Regions from separate parts of the Homo sapiens genome. Here region 1 is linked to region 2. Evidence: read pairs that join two places in POLR2A ChIA-PET (ENCODE). Cell type or tissue: GM12878. All regions are shown on one strand. Links, peaks and the distances in the headings refer to the core of each region. The heading gives the core; the rest is flanking DNA. Region 1 has its middle 190 kb from the start of CXCR4. Region 2 has its middle 260 kb from the start of CXCR4.

What was found. Peaks named below come from ENCODE experiments on the same cell type or tissue, not always from the same donor. Only the 100,000 strongest peaks of a DNase experiment are listed, where the experiment ranks them.
Region 1: POLR2A ChIA-PET joins it to region 2 with 8 read pairs; 1 of 35 experiments calls an interaction of 5 or more read pairs at or near these places.

Annotation. Positions count from the first base shown.
Region 1 is chr2:136,306,029-136,314,577 of GRCh38, reverse strand. No RefSeq gene overlaps it. Among named protein-coding and RNA genes, the nearest start is that of CXCR4, 190 kb to the right of the region's middle. In GM12878, for the core only: no CTCF peak of the experiment used is centred there; DNase peaks (open chromatin) are centred at 3,273 and 4,377.
Region 2 is chr2:136,370,960-136,379,508 of GRCh38, reverse strand. No RefSeq gene overlaps it. Among named protein-coding and RNA genes, the nearest start is that of CXCR4, 260 kb to the right of the region's middle. RefSeq lists enhancers at 3,591-3,820, 3,891-3,970. In GM12878, for the core only: no CTCF peak of the experiment used is centred there; no DNase peak of the experiment used is centred there; H3K27ac peaks cover 545 bases.

The DNA.
Region 1 (8,549 bases), core at 2,382-6,381, 65 kb after region 2:
GGGGAAGAAAAAAAACAAAAGAAAAGAAAAGAGAAAGAAGAGAAGGGAAAGGGAAGGAAGGGGAAGGGGAAGGGAAAGGGAAAGGGAAGGAAGGGGAAGGGAAAGGAGAGAAAAGGTGGTCCAACATGATATGAAGCAGGGCACATAAGCTGCCCAGTGCAGTCCACCCCTCACACTGCCCAGCTTTGCTCAACCCTATGTTAAGTCCAAACTATCACAGAATCTTCAAGGTGGTGGCCAGCTGAAACCTCTATCAAAACCTTCAAACCCAAGCTTCTGTGGTAGAGATCCTAGTTCCTGCTGATGCAGCTGATCCTAAAGCCATATCTGATATTTTTCATCTTCTTTCTGAATCACATGTTTTAGCTTTCCCTCCCCCTCAGCTAACACTATAGTGAACCCAGGCCATCATGCTCAAAGAATCTGAACCTTCAGTTTCTTTACTGATTTGGGGCTGTGCTTCTTGACCTTGTCCATTAACAGTTAATACCAGGCTTTGGAAGCTCCTAGAGACACCCAAGGAATTCCTTTAGTTCAAGATATATTCCTTCCTATCCTTGCTATGTGGCAGCAATTCTAGTTCTTCATGATCATCACCCTTGCCAATATGGTCCATCAGCATAAGATGCCTAAACTGATTGGGTAGCGGTCACAGCTTCAGATTTATAGAAATATAGATTACTAGTACCTTTACTGCATCCCCTGCAGGAAGTTCTTCAGTCCCTCTCACAAGAACCAGGGCTTCCAATCCAGCAGAGCTTAAGAGTTAAAGGACAAGGAGTAAGAATTTTACAAGCAGGTCACTAGGAGTGTACATTGGAGAACCAATACAACTTCTAACTCTTGGTTCCCAGACCTGCGTAGTCTAGCTTATAGGAACAAGAGACAGAACACAACAATAATACAACATTACCACTTGTTCAATGTCCTATGCATTTAAATCATATTTTATGACCTTAAAGAATTTTATAAATAGGGCCATTATAAACATCAGGCACTATGAACAGTGCTTCTCAAGACTCTGCAGAAATGCTAGAGACCACTGGAAAAAATCGTATTGATTCCATAACACAAAAATAAAATCACAAAATCAAAACAAATGTTTAATTCAATGTCTACAAATATAAAAAGTGACATGACACTAATTGTTAAATTTAATATTTAGAAAAATGTAACTGCATTTGAAAACAATTTGTAGGTTAGATTTTTCTCTCCAAAAGAATTTCTAAATTATACATGAATTATGGCCATGCACTTACAGCCAATTACAAATAAATAAGTTACAGGTAACAAAATAAGTTATAATTTTAAAATCCAATTACAAAAATTCATAAAGTTGTGTGTGTGCGTGTTTAACATGAAATGTGGGTAACTTGTAATATGTACAATTCAGAGTGGTAGTATTTCTGGGGGTAGCAGTTTGATTGATAAAATTCTATTTTTTTTTTTCTTTTTTTTTTTTTAATTTGAGACAGAGTTTAGCTCTTGTTGCCCAGGCTGGAGTACAATGGTGCAATCTGGGCTCACTGCAACCTCTGCCTCCCAGGTTCAACTGATTCTCCTGCCTCAGCCTCCTGAGTAGCTGGGATTACAGGCGTGTGCCACCAAACCTGGCTAATTTTTGTATTTTTAGTGGAGACAGGGTTTCACCATGTTGGCCAGGCTGGTGTCAAACTCCTGACCTCAGGTGATCCACTCACCTCGGCCTCCCAAAGTGCTGGGATTCCAGGCCTGAGCCACCATGCCCAGCCCATAAAATTCTTAAATAAGTCTTGTTTATATAAACCTTGATCTTACCATTTTTGTAATGATGTCATTAATTCTAATTTATACATATGTTGACTTAATATAAAAATATCTTTGAAAGTGTGTTAGACCCCTCAATATAAAATCAGAACATACCTGTTAATACATACTACTAGAATTTAAGTTTTTGATAGAAAGAAGATGTCATTAGTTCTAATTTATACATATGTTGACTTAATATAAAAATATATTTGAAAGCATCTTACGCTCATCAATATAAAATGAGAACATAGCTGTTAATACATATTATTAAAATTTAAGTTTTAGATAGAAGGAAGAAGGTGTTTAGTAGTACCATAGAGTGACTATAGTTAGCAATAATTTGTTGCATGTTTCAAAATAGCCAAAAGAGGGGAGTTAGAATGCTCCTAACACAAAGAAATAATAAATGTTTGAAGTGATGGATATCCCAATTACCCTGATTTGGTCATTACAGATCATATGTTTTGGTTCAAGACATTCTCCTTCCTATCCTTGCTGTGTGTCAGCAATTCTAGTTCTTCATGATAATCACTCCTGCCAATATGGTGCATCAGTATAAGAAGCCTTACGCAGATCAAAATATCACACGACTTCATACATAAGTATAATTATTATGTATCCATGATAATTAAAAACCAAAAAAACTGAAATAAGAATTTAAGTTTGTTATATTCTTATGTAAAATGGTTGAATAATATATTTCAGTTAATCTTTCTTAGGAAATGCAGTCTAATATTTATTAAATGAAAGTTCTATCAATGGCAAAATTGGCCCAGGAAGTTTTAACATTGCAGGGGGATAATACTGATTAGAAATTCAAGTCCCTGGACTTCAGTTCAACTGTGAACTATTAATCCAAAGAGGAACAATTGGTCTTGCCTTATATTATCATAAATTATCATCTTTTTCAGATCACTTCCTAGTTTTCCCAGGAGTAATAGCCAGTTGGGAGTATATTCATTTATAAAAGTATTATGAAAATCTAAAAGTTTAAAATGTAACAGGCCAACCTGGCTGACTTGTCAGAAATGAATGATGCTTTAAGGGCATAAATTGTAAAAAGCACATTGTGAAGATGTTGTCCCAAAGATCTGTTTACTAAAGTGCGTGGAAGGATAGCAGTGTTTTCTTTCGGACAGCTTTGACACCACTCCTAATGAGAGAAGAAACCAGTACTTTATTTTGTTTAACTGTGGAGGTCACAGTACAGACTCATCCATCAGACCAGCAGCTTCCTCCTCCTCCTTCCTAACTGAGAATGGACTCCAGGCTACACAGCAAAATTTCCCCTTTTCTTTCATTCCATGGAATTTCACAACAGAGTCTCCCTGGCAATGCAGAGGTGCTGTAGTCATTTTTACAAGCAAATCATCCAGAAAGACACCCACAGATGACACAGCACATCTTGGTGTGAAGATTGTGGAAAGGATGGTATTGTTTCAATACCCTCTTGATGGCTTTTACGCCAATAAATTTCCTGTCTCTGAATCTTCTATGCAAAATCTGACCTTCAATTGAGCTAACTAGTGCCAGCTCAAAGCGTTGTGGTTTTTCTTGAGTAATAAGCGCCATTTTTGAAAGTTGGGAAGAAAGACAAGAAGATTTATCATCTGGGGTTTATGGAAACTTTAAACGTGCATCTCTTGAGGTCTTCTCTAGGGACTAATAGTCTGATACGAGTAGCATCATTGCTTAACCTTTCTTAAACACCAAGTCAGATGTGTTGCTTCCCTGTTACCCATTGCTGTCTCCAAGAGATGTTCCGGCTTCGCGCTTACACTCCCCATCTTCATTGTCTGTCCTCACCTCTGCCCTCGCCACTCAGGGAATCTGTTTATGAACCAATCTGGCTAGTCTCTGAAAGTCACCATGCTGGCGACCCCGATCTCAGCTACCAGCAGCTCACTCTGTGGGCAAAAGAAGAGCAGCTTTTTTTTTTTTAAGTTAGTGAAACCAGCAAGGTTCAATAACTTCCTGGGAAAGCTGGGACTTGATGATAAATGAGAAATAAAAGCAAGTAAAGATTTCTTATCCAAGCTTCTCCTGCCTTAATTTTCAAAACTAGAATCTGTCCTCCTTCATTTTAGTACTAATTGCAGAAATCATTCCAAAATGTGACTGAACCCATTGGCAATGCCCAGTGAGCACGGCATCTCTTAGTGTGTGTTTTAAGAACTGAAAGATCCCACAGTGGATTTCCCCTCACATATAACTCTGCTGGATTTTAGAACCTAGAGCTTAACACACATTTAGAGAAAATATCTCATAAATCCTGGCAAAGCTTGCAAATAAAGGAGCATGTGTAATATGTAAGTATTTTGTCAGGGTTTACATTTCAGAAAGGGGGAGTCGCAAAGAAAGGAGGAGAGGGGGCAGAGACCCGAGGATCTCCTGGGTCCAGATTCCGACCTTCCAGGTTGCTGCTTTCAGCACTCTCTTGATGAAACCCAGCCACCCACACAGTCAGAACAGATTTGACGAAGGTTAACCAAGTGTCTTAGGGAACTTCTGTGGCCTGGTAACGGTTGCCTGAAAAAGTGTGCCTGAGGTTTTTCATACCCTGCCGGGAGAACTGCAGTCGGAACTTCTTGGGGAATGCACAGCAGTCCCCTGGGCTGCAGAGCCTTGGGGATTTCCAGGGTGGGGTGATGAATCAGTGATGCTCTTGGCGACATTCCTCCCCACCAAGGTTGTCAGGGACTCCTAAGTGTTCTCCTTCTGTCACGTAAGCAGAGCCCCAAAGCTGCAACTGTGCGGACACCTGTCCTTAGTTCTAGCACTCATTTCATTTCATTTTTTTTTTTTTTTTTTTTTTTTTTTTTTTTTTTTTTGAGATGGAGTCTCACTCTGTCGCCCAGGCTGGAGTGCAGTGGCGGGATCTCGGCTCACTGCAAGCTCCGCCTCCCGGGTTCACGCCATTCTCCTGCCTCAGCCTCCCAAGTAGCTGGGACTACAGGCGCCCGCCACTACGCCCGGCTAATTTTTTGTATTTTTAGTAGAGACGGGGTTTCACCGTTTTAGCCGGGATGGTCTCGATCTCCTGACCTCGTGATCCGCCCGCCTCGGCCTCCCAAAGTGCTGGGATTACAGGCGTGAGCCACCGCGCCCAGCCTCATTTCATTTTTATTCCCTGCAATAAGTTGAAACAAGAGGGGAAGAAGAAAAGGGAAAGCAGCTCTCAATAGAAGGTTTACCATTTAGCTGACTCTGACTCTGAACCTCAATGGCCTCATCTTTAAAATGGGATAGCAACCTATATCACTGGTTGCAAGAAGTACAAATATTAGTAAAAAGACTCTAAAAATGTAAAAAGCATAAAGCAAGTGGAAAAGGTCATCACAAGGTTCAGTTCTGACACCAACTAGTTGTGTGCTCGAATGGACAGTGAATATAATTGTCAAAGTCCCTTCCAAAAATTCCACGATCCTGTGAAAAGTCAAACAAAAGACACGGTGGCTCACACCTGTAATCCCAGCACTTTGGGAGGCCGAGATGAATGGATCACTTGAGGTCAGGAGTTCGAGACCAGCCTAGCCAACATGGTGAAACCCCATCTCTACTAAAAATAAAAAATTAGCCGAGCGTGGTGGTGCATGCCTGCAATCCCAGCTACTCGGGAGGCTGAGGCAGGAGAATCTCTTGAACCCGGGAGGTAGAGGTTGCAGTGAGCCGAGATTGCGCCACTGCACTGCAGCCTGGTGACAGAGCAGGACTCTGTCTCAAGAAAAAAAAAAAAAGTCAAACAGAAATTAAAAATCACCAAGTACTTTCTGTATGGCTAAGGTGGTGCTCAACTCAACAGTATCCTCTGTACCTAATCATCTGGAGTTAGTTCTTTTAGCTTCAATTTAAATAGTGTTGCCATCCCACATTTCTTCCCCCTTTCCCACTCTGGTAGTCTCAGAGCTACTTTAGAATTTTCCCTGCAAAGCATCCTGGCTCTGGAGAGGAAATGTGACTCTTTGGCTGAGGTTCAGGCAGCTCTGCTCCTTGCTCTTGAGTTTTAATTCCATGAACAAGTGAGGATTGAGTGGCCTACAATATGAACACTGCTGGGGGCTTAACAAACACGATGTGTATGACTTCAGACAGCCAGAATCTCCTTCCTTCTTGGCAGAGATAGACACAGCCAACCTCTCTTTTAGAGCATTTCTGTTAGACTAGACCCTCCCCATTAAAACCGTGCCCCAGATATCATCACCTCGACTCCAGAGAGCTGATGTAACTAGCTCTGTGGGAAAGAGATTTTCCAGCTTGAGTGTTAAGTAAATTTAAGTGAACCAAACTCAGATGTTTATCCAGTCAACCCCAAAAGCAGGGAAGCGGGTGGAGGTGGTCAAGTAGAGAAGGGACAAAGGCCCTGATGCTCCCAAGCTGCCGAGTTGGGCACTGTCCTAACACAAACTGTCCCTCCTACAAGTTGACCTTGTTTCCCTGGACACACTGGTGTGCCCGTCCCCATGCCTTTGCTCTTGCTGTGCCTTCCCTTCCAGAACTGCCTTCTCTCCTCCTTCCAGCCCTTTGATTGGCATACAACAAAGATTTCTTGAACACATTTTGGGGTTCAGCACTGGGCTAGGCATTATGGATCTAGAAAGATAAACATGACATGATCAATACTCCCAAGGCGCTTGGTCCCCAGTAAGGCAGATGGAATTCCAGCAGTAAATATCTAGTGATTACAGTGGGATGAGTGCCTGATGGAGTGGCTGAGAGAGTGTGAAGAAAGAAGAGATTCCTATGGCTGGAGGGAGTGAGAAGCTTCCTGGAGGAGGCAGCAATGGTGTCTTGAAGGAGGGTTTCAAGAGACTAGGATGGGCATGAGAAGAGGATGAGAGAACAACTGGCCTGACTGCGCCCGCAGGCCTGATTGGTCTGACAAGGGATCTGAAAGGACAGTGACAAGGAAGGAAACCAACCTTTGTTGAGCACCTACTATGTGTAAGCACATATATTTTCAGATATCTTTACCATTACCCTCAATAGGTTGAATTATTCCTATTTGTAGGCAGAAAAACAGAGCTTTAAAGAGATTGAGTGACTTGTTTTGGGTCCCAAAGGCTAGGATGTGGCAGGTCCAGGACTTTTCGCCTAGTCTTCCCAACTCCAAAGTCTGTTCACTTTCTCTACACTAAGCTGCTTTCCTGGATCTGAGGCTGGAAAAGGCCGATTATGGCCACATGCTAGAAAGCTAAAGAACTTGGATTCTTCCTTCCTCCTTGCCTAGTTAAATTCTTCTAGGACTGGTTCAAACCCTACCCTTCTCACTAGGCCTTTCCTGAATGTTCCAGGCCCTCTGTATTCCCAAATACTGTTGACAGAGTCCCACTGCCCTACAAAATCTTTACTGGATCATGTGAATCCATCATGAATCCCCAATAAAAATGCAAGTTCTTAAAGAAGAGGAACAGATCATGCCCCAGAATAAGCAATTATGGAATCAGTTCTCTCTTTTTGGAGAGGATATGGAGACCGGCAATGGCTGCGTTCTCCCCAGCACGGTCTGCCTGCACTCATGTTAGAAGGAGTGGGCACTCCCCAATTCCCCAAGGCCTATCAGCAGACACTGGCCTTCTCTGAAGTTTCTCTCTCTGCAAGGAGATCACAAGGAAACATGCACCACAAGAGCAGCCAATGCAACCTGCCACTGGAACACAACTGGACACACCTAGTCACTCACCCTGGAAATGCATTATGGAATTTCATGGAATGGAACCTAGAGAGCTGCACCTCCCTCCCAGCCTGGAAGGAGACACTGCCACAGGCAGCTCCAGCTCCCACGTGGGAAGACCTGCAGATGGTGCCAAGTCACAGCCTGGGAATTTATTCAGCTATCCCTGAATTTAGTGCCTAGATGGATGTGTCAAAGGGAGGAAGCAGCCTTACCTGCCCAGTGGTGTGGATTTGATGTCTCTGATCATTTCCAGGCGGTTTAACACTTCCACTCTTGTAATGGTTGATTTTCCAGGTCACAAATTTCATGGGTATACTTATTACTTATAGGATAACTATTGATCATTTAATTGCAAGGTAAATACCATAGAAAAGCATGGGAAAATCACATGGTAAACAATTATAGCCTAAGTACTGGTTATTTTGTAGTCTGCCTGGCTACCAGTCATTTATTTTCTAAGTAAAAATTTAGTCCTAGAAAATCTCTCATTGGTATATACAGGAATGCTCAAGAAGTGTCTCCTTTTTAATTCATAATTACATCAGCAGTATGTTACATATATCCTTATCTTGTTCTCCCTGAACTCTCACATGACCATTTTCTTTCCATGGTGCATTTCTTAAAGATGTAGTGAATGGAAGAAGGCCAGCTTTGGGACATGCAAACCTAGGAAAGAATAACCATCATATTACTTACAAGTGGTGCTACCTTGGGCAAGATGCTTACACTGTCTAAGCCTTAGTTTTTCACCTGTCAGACGGTATGAAAATACCTACTTTGTATGAACATTGTTAGCAATAAGACCATTTATATAATGCCTCTGGTACATAGTAATAATGACTGTAAGTATCTATATGGTGCTTAATCCATGCCAGTCATTGTTTTAAGCACTCTGTGGTGTGTATTATGTCAATCTTCACAACAGCCTCCATCAAAGAGCAACAATTATCATCCCCATTTCGTGGGTAGGAAACTGAGGCACAGAGAGGTTAAATAACTTGCCTGAGGCCAACAGCTAACAGGTGGTAGAACAGGGATTCAAACCCAGGAAGACAGGCTTCAGAGTCCATGCTCTTAACCGCTACAC
Region 2 (8,549 bases), core at 2,234-6,233:
AGACAGGGGTTCTCTAACTTGAATGTGCATCCGAATCATCTTAAAACACATATTTCTGGGCTTCACCTCCAGAGTTTCTGACTCAGCAGGTCTAGCTGGGAGCCAAGAATGTGCATTTTAACAAGTTTCCAGGTGATGCTGATGCTGCTGGCACACCTCACTTAGAAAGCCACTGCCCCAGAGGCAGGAGTCACCTGTCTCCAATTTCTGCCTCTTTTTCTGGCCTTGGATACTATACATATTTTTAAGGCCTTCCCTCTCCAAACTTCTCAAAACTTGGCTCAAAAGATTATCTAAAGGCTGGTCCAAAAATTACTAAAACCAGAAGAAGAATGGATGTATTCTCTTTAAAGAAACAGACAGGACTCTGTCTTAATAAGAGAGCAGTTACTTATTCAAGAGCTAGGAAAGGAGGGATGGCACTGTTGTTAGGGATTCATGGTCAATTTTTTTCTTCCATGCAGGTAGAGAACATGGGTTCTTGATGTCTGGTTTCTTTTTGTAAGGTTGCTCCAAGGTCCCTGGTAGGCTTTAGGGTTTGCCCAGCCACAAGATGGCAGTACTCAGCCAGCATTCACATGAAATGCAATACTGGCCCCCAGACTCCTCTTGCTCTTCAGATGATACCCAGAGCAGTGAACTGATGCATTTGATGCAACCAAAATAGGCTCATTTTCCTCCTGGGAAACCTGGCATTGAAGAAATTCTCCATCTAGTAAACTCAGACCCGGGAACAATGACCCTAAACAAGATTACATGCATGCCATTTAGTGTCTAAAGACAGAGCCGTTTCCCACACTCAAATGAGGAAACAAGAGGCTAACTGGTCATATGGTACCAACAAGACAATGAGGCAGAATAATAAATCTGTGGGCCTCCCCAAATATCTGTGAATATGTGGCCATCTCAGTTACAAGGCAACTAATGGTGACCTAAAAATAGATATCCATTGAAAGATGCATTAAAAATGTTATATCCTAAGCAAAGTGGAAAGTTGCCTCAAAATATATTCTCTGATGGTTAGTCAAAACACGTTGTATTATAAATAAATAGCAAGCATCATTTTCCCATGTCAAACGTGGCGACTCATGGTTTGTGAGCTACAATAGTACTTACTAGCAATAAGCATCTGTGAAATGAAGGGGCTCCCAACACATCCAGAATGTATGGTGGCACAATGAGAATTCAGAAAATGCCATTCTCCCCTCTCTGCTCAATCTCCCACCGCTGTCATCTTTACTACAGGCTTGATCTGAATTTAAATACATAAGATTTGGGCTCCACCCACATACTTTCCACCCAAGTATCTCAGAAACTGATACTCATGATTCCCGCAATTCCAATGAAACTGTGGTTTTGTGCTGAGATTATCTGAATAATTGCTTCCATTTTTCTTGGCCTTATAGACAGAACCCCTAAATTTTGTAAGACCCTTTTCTTCATCTACTGTTCACTAGACCAGTTGTTTCCACGCTCAGCTGATCAACAGAATCACCCACGGTCTTATTTTGGTTTTTAAAGTACAGATGCCATATCACCTTCCACCTACTGATTTTAAAATTTTGGAAAGGAGGTGGCAGAGCTAGAAAGTGGTGTTGGTTTCTAGCATATGTGTAGGAATAGTAACCCAACTGAGGGGGTTCCAATGAGGTTTAGAAACAGCTGCACTAGGCAACACTGCTTTTCAGACCTCAGAGCACTTTCTCACCATATTCAGAATGTCCCATGGGAGCAGTAGGAGGGAAATCTTAAAACTCTCCAGGCTCTTCTTTACAGAGAAGGGATAGCAAGAGACGTGCCCACAGTCCGAGAGACTCATACAGGCAGATTCAAACTTAAGTCCTCTATTACTAGTTCATCCTGTTCTAGCCTTTAGAATTTTCTCACTTTCAGCAGGGCCCAGTGGCTCTCATGCCTGTAATCCCAATGTTTTGGGAGGCTCAGCCAGGAAGATGGCTTGAGGCCAAGAGTTCAAGACCAGCACCCGCTTAGGCAACATAGCAAGACCCTGCCATTTAAAAAAAAAATTTTGCCAGATGTAGTAGTGCACACCTGTAGTCCTAGCTACTCAGAAGGCTGAGGCAGGAGGATTGCTTGAGCCCAGGAGGTTGATGCTGTAGCGAGCTATGATCACGCCACTGCACTCCAGCCTGATAGCAGAGCAAAGATCTCATCTCTAAAACAATAATAAAAAGCATTTTCTCATTTTCTGTGGGCCTTGTAAATCACATTTACCAGACATAGGATTGCATGGCAGACAAAGGCCAATATTCCTGTCTGTCGCTGTGCACTACTCCAGTCAGATAGATCCTCACCAAGGCCTTGTAATCCATCCCAGAGTCCTGGCAAAGCAGCCGGGAAAGGAAATGAGTGAAAACAAAGACATATGAGCAAAGGGTCAAGTTGCCAGAACTCTTTGAACGGAAGAATCAAAGACTCAGGGAGGAGTTAATCACGTCTCGGAGGGCACTGGGGGCTGTTGGGGCAGCAAGGCCCTGAGGCAGCTGGTGGGGACCAGCACTCACGCCCACACAGAACATCTGTTCACACCCATGGAAGTGCAGCGAGCTTTTGTTTTTATTAACTGAAAGAGGAGGAAGGCATTTGGTTGGGGTGGAGTTGGTAAAAGTGAGTAAATTGCAAGGTTTGTATTGGCACCTCCCCACAACCAGACCTGGGGTTTGAGTCTCTGTGTGGAAGGGTGGTTGTCAGACTTCGGAGATGTGGCTTTCATGAGAAGCTTTTACAAATGTTTTAGGGAAGCAGAGCTGCTCCTAGATCCAGGTGGCACAAAGGTGAGCAGGAAACCTGAATTAGTCAGGGTTCAGGGAAGAGGAACCACTGTGAGTGATATAAAATAAGAGATTTATTATATTGGGGGAGGTGAGAGACCCTTCTGTGCAGCCTGGTCCCTCTGTGTCTAGTGTTGACCTTGAAGTTGCTGTAGGTCAGCTGGATTGGCAGTCACAAAGCAAAGCTGGTTGTCGACAAGAGCAAGGACAAACTGAAGCCCACAAGGATGAAGTGGGACCTGCATCTATCACCTCCAGCCTCAATGCGATGCCCTGGCTGAGCTGCAGGATGCCAGCCCCTTCACCACAAAGCTGCACACACACCTGGCCAAGGACTCAAAGAAGCAGGAGATTGGTGAGAGTCACCCCAGCGAGACAGCTGATCAGTGACAAACATGGGCAGGCTGCCATGGCACCTACACTGATCAGCAGTGAAAAAACACTATTGCTGCTTTACTCCCGCATTACAGATCTCACGCAAAATATCTCTCGTGAGCAATGCTATCCTGGACCTATAGAGAAAAGGGAATTCTCCAAAGGGTAATTCTCACTTAGCTAGCCTAACACAATGCAGATCTGTGACAAGATTGTCTCCATGTTCTGGTACCTGAAACTGGAAGCTTTGGGCCCACCCAGCATTTCATGCATCTTGGCATGAACTCTGGAGTACTCCCAGCGGGCACTTTGAACAGGAAAATCATTGCAGCTCTGTCAATCAGCTTCCTGAGTAGTAGATAGCAAAAAGTATGAGCTGAGAAGGAAGAACAGAACATGGCAGACTGTTTCCAGAACATATGAGGCCCCATTCAGGGATTTTGCCAAATAACTAGGGCATACTTTGGGCAGGAGGGCACTTAGAGAGTGGTACCATTGTAATTTGTACATAAATGGAGTTCTGATCTCATTTTGTATGCAGGGCTGGGCATGCCTGGACAAGTTGGTGACACAAGTAAGTGACATATAATGAGAATTTCATAAACCCAGAGATGGAAAGAGATCTGAGACAGTCATTTCCTGCCTCTCCCCTCTTCTCTCTTCTCCTTTCCTCTTCTCTTCTCTCCTGCTCATAAGCATCCTATGTTTCCATCATACCAAGCCACTGGCAGGTCTCTGAACACACCACACTCTGACATGCTTGGACCTTGGCATTTGTTATAGCCCCAACATGGAGAGGCCTCCACCCCTCCTGCCCTTCCTCACTCCTTTTTCCTTGAATAACCTGCGTTCAAATTTCAAATCTCAGATCCGTCCTCCCCTCTCCCTGACCCCTGGTTAGTTTGAGTCAAGAGATACTCGCAGGTACTGTCTACTGATGGCAGTCTGAACATGCCTTTTCTAATGTGCTATCACCCTATTTTTAAGTAGCCTTCTTGAAGTATCATTGGACTGCAGTAAACTGCATATACTTTAACTGAACAATTTGTAAGTTTTCACATAGGTATACACCCATGAAACCATCACTACAATCAAGATAGTAAACAATCCATCCCCTCTGAAAGTTTCTGTATGACTCTTTGTAATGCTTCCCCTCACCTCCCTCAACGACATCCCCATACGACATCTCATCTGCTTTCCCTCATTCTAGATTAGGTTGCAATTTCTAGATTTGTATTTAATGAAATCATGTAGCATGTACTCTTTTTTTTGGTCTGTCTTCTTTCATATTCAGCATAATTATTTTGACATTCATCCATCTGTCTGTGTGTCAATAGTTCATTTCTTTTTTACTGTCGAGTGGGGTATTCTGGTATATGGATGGACCCCATTTGGTTTATTCATTCACCTGTTGGTAGACATTTGGGCTGTTTCCAGTTTGCAGCTATTACATATAAAGCATCTATGAATATTCATGTACAAGTCTCTTTGTGGTTATATATTTCCTTTCCTCTTGGGCACATATCTAGGAGTGAAGTGGGTGGATATATGATAGGAGTGTGCTTAATTTTTTAAGAAACTGCCAAACTATTTTACCAAGTGATTGTTCCATTTTACATTGCCACCAACAATGCATGAGGGCTGCAGTCCACATCCTAGCCAACCCTTGATATGATCGATCTTTTTAATTTTAGCCACTCAAATAGATCGGTGGTGATATTTTATTGTGGTTTTAAGTTGCATTTTCCTAATGATGAATGTTGAACATCTTTTCAATGTGCTTATTAGCCATCTATATATCTTCTTTGCTGAAATGACTCTTCAAATCTTTTGCCTATTTTTTAATTGGGTATTTGTTTTTTGAGTGTTCTTTATAGATTTTTGACACAAGTCCTTTATGAGATATGTAGCTTACAAATATTTTCTCCCAGTCCGTGGGTTGTCTTTTTATTCTTTTGGCAGTGTATTTTAAAGAATAAAAGTTTTTAATTGTGATGAAGTTCAATTCCTCAACATTCTCTTTTACAGATTGTTATCATTCTTAATTCTCTAGTGGCTTCTACACACCTCGTCTGTGAGCCCCTCCAGGGTAAAGACCACAAGATTCCTCCATCTCTGTATTCCCAACACCATGGCTTAGCACTTAGAAGACACTGAAATTATAGTTCTTCTGGCTGCATTATTGCTCCTGGCTACCATGGGAAGGCCACAAAGAAATCTCCACATGGGGCCTGAACCTCCTGGCATTGCTGTGTAATAATTGTTCCTTTATATGGGAATAGAGGGTTTTAATCAATGTCACCATTTTTCTTAAGCAAGGAACACCTACTAAGGCCTCTGCATATTTCCCCATAATATATCTCTGTATTTGCACAGAGGGAGAATGAATAACATAGAAAAATCCTCCCCTGGAGGCACTCCATTTGGAAATTCTGCTTGTTTTTTCTTTTGATCAGGGAGAGCCCATTGTTTCTGGAATAAGCAAAGAAAAATCTTATAACAGGGTCTCCCCATAAGCAGAAATCAAAGAGGACTTCTCCAGGAAACAAATCCAAGTAAATTTCACCATGGGCCTGCTATTTTTTGCCCCAGGAAAGGGGTTTTAAGAAGGTGATAGGCCGGGCGCAGTGGCTCATGCCTGTAATCCCAGCACTTTGGGAGGCCGAGGTGGGTGAATCACCTGAAGTCAGGAGTTCAAGACCAGCCTGGCCAACATGGTGAAGCTGCATCTCTACTAAAATTACAAAAATAGCCAGGCATGGTGGCAGGCGCCTGTAATCCCAGCTACTCAGGAGGCTGAGGCAGGAGAGTCTCTTGAACCCAGGAGGCAGAGGTTGCACTGAACCTAGACCATGCCATGGCACTCCAGCCTGGGTGACAAGAGCGAAACTCTGTCTCCAAAAAAAAAGAAGAACATAAGATGTCTCTTCCATATATGAGAACCACAGCTCAGTTTCCCTCCAGTGGCCCCCCTATAGGCTGCTAGCCCCCACCAGGGTCTTCTACCCAGCACCAACCCAGGAACAATTCTGGCTCATTCTGGCTGACAGCAATGAAGCACCTATCTAAATACTGTTGAGATGTTGAATTCAGTAGAAAATGAACAGTCAAAACGTTTTGACAGGTGTTTGCCTTGTGATGTCCTGAAACATTCATCTTTCACAATTAAAAGACTCTAAGGATGAATTCCAGTTCCTGAAATATGGAACACTGAGATGAAGACCAATGACAACTGTGAAAGTTCTTTCTCCCAAAACCAAGAATTCTTCACAAAATATAACTTTAAAAATATTTTAAATATATGATTAGGCTCACAATAAAAATAAAGTAGAAATTTCCAGGTGCCAAAGAGAAGCATAAAACCAGAGTGGCAACTTAGGAGCTGATAATATAGTTACCAGAAGGGAAATAATACGACGACTTGGTTTTTAAAAGTATAAGAGACAAGATATTGGGCCAATGCAAGGAGGAGAGTTGGAATTGAGAACCCTCAAACTGGAACTCTCAAAAATTGATACCCTCTCAGAAAAGACAGACTGGAACAAAATCTGTCAGCACAGATAAACAAGGAGTCTTATCTGTCTGTGCCTGTGTTCTAGATGAGCAAAAATGTCTCCCTTGGGAATTAGAAACCCCCAAATGACCTGGGGTTCAAATTTACTCACCTTTTCTAGGAATTCTTCATTGAGAGATTAGCATAAAAATTTTTTCTAGGCCAGTGATAATTCTGATCAGCTGGAAAAAGCAAAACCATTAATGCCAAAAGAAATTCATGGAAGAAAAATGTTAACCTCACAATTAAAAATTTCAAAATCCACAAGGAGAAATCTACCATAGACAAAAGGTAGAATACACTATAAATGCAAGATTAGACTCTCAACAACTTGAGGTAATAGAATTACAAACTGAAACTTGGTAATAGTTAAAATAATTAAATAGCTAATAAATAAAAAGAAAGCTGTAGGAAAATACAATAACAGACAGCCTGTAGAAATTTTGAAGACCATGATTAACACAGTTGATCTAATAGATATATCAAAATCCCTGTACCTAAGAATTAGAGAATACATAGTATTACAATTCAGTCAACTTAACAAATGTCAAACAACAAATATCACATAGCCATGCTTTCTGATCATAATACAATAAAAATTAAAATATTCTACAAAAAAGGCAACCCTCCAAACTCCCATGTGTTTGGAAATAATTTATGAGTCAATAAATTTTAATGATTAGAAAATAATTTGCATTGAAAGGAAATAAAAATAGCATATGTCAAACTTCAGGTAATAGAGCATAGGCATCACTTAGAGGAAATTGTATAGAATGCATATATAACTGAAGAAAGTCCAAGAATTAGTGAGCTAACTATCCAACTCAAAAAGTTGAGAAAAGAGGAACAAAGTAAACCCCCCACCCATCAAAAAATGAATAAATGAAATTATAAAGATGAGTAGAGAAATAAATAATAAAAGAGAAAAGAGAAACAGAAAAAGTCAACAAAACCAAAAGCATTTGTTTGGAAAAAAGCTAAGTAAATTTCACAAACTTCTGACAAAGATTAAGATCGATTTAAAAATTACACACACACAAACCACCACCAATGAAGAAATATAAGAACCTAATTTCAAATGCAGCGGAGATTTTCAGAAATTATAAGAAAATACTATGAATAACAATTATGAACATTTGAACACTTAGATTGAAGGTACAATATTCCAGAAAAGGTATAATATTCTAGAAAAATATGTTATCAAAACTGTCCAAGAATATGTATGAAATTTAGATAGGTCTATTATTAAAGGAAGTAAAACAGTACTTTAAAATATATTCACATACAAGCAGAGAGGCTCACGTGCACACACATGCACAAATATACTCATCAAAAAACCCAAACAAATTATTCCATGGGTATATTCTAACAAACATAAAAAATACATATTTTCAATCTCATTCAAATTGCTTCAAAGAAGAGAAAAAGAGAATGTTCCCTACTCATTTTATGAGAGCAGTATGTCCTTGATGTCAAAACCAGACAGGATGGTATAAAAATCGAAAACCATAGGCCAATCTCACAAACACAGGAACACATAAAAACTTCATAAACTATTCACAAAATAAGCTAAGCAATGTACCAAAAAATCCCGACTGTAGGTTTTATCCTAGAAAGGTTTATTGCTAGGAAATCTATTCATATAATCTGTACAATAAATTTTTTTAAAAAAAAACATATAGAAGTAAAGAAAAGCATTTGATGAAATTAAACTCTCATTCTTGAGTTTTTCTTCTTTCCAGCTTTACTGAGGTATAATTCACAAATAAAATTGTATATCTTTAAGTAGTACATTATGATGTTTTGATATAAGTAAACATTGTGAAATG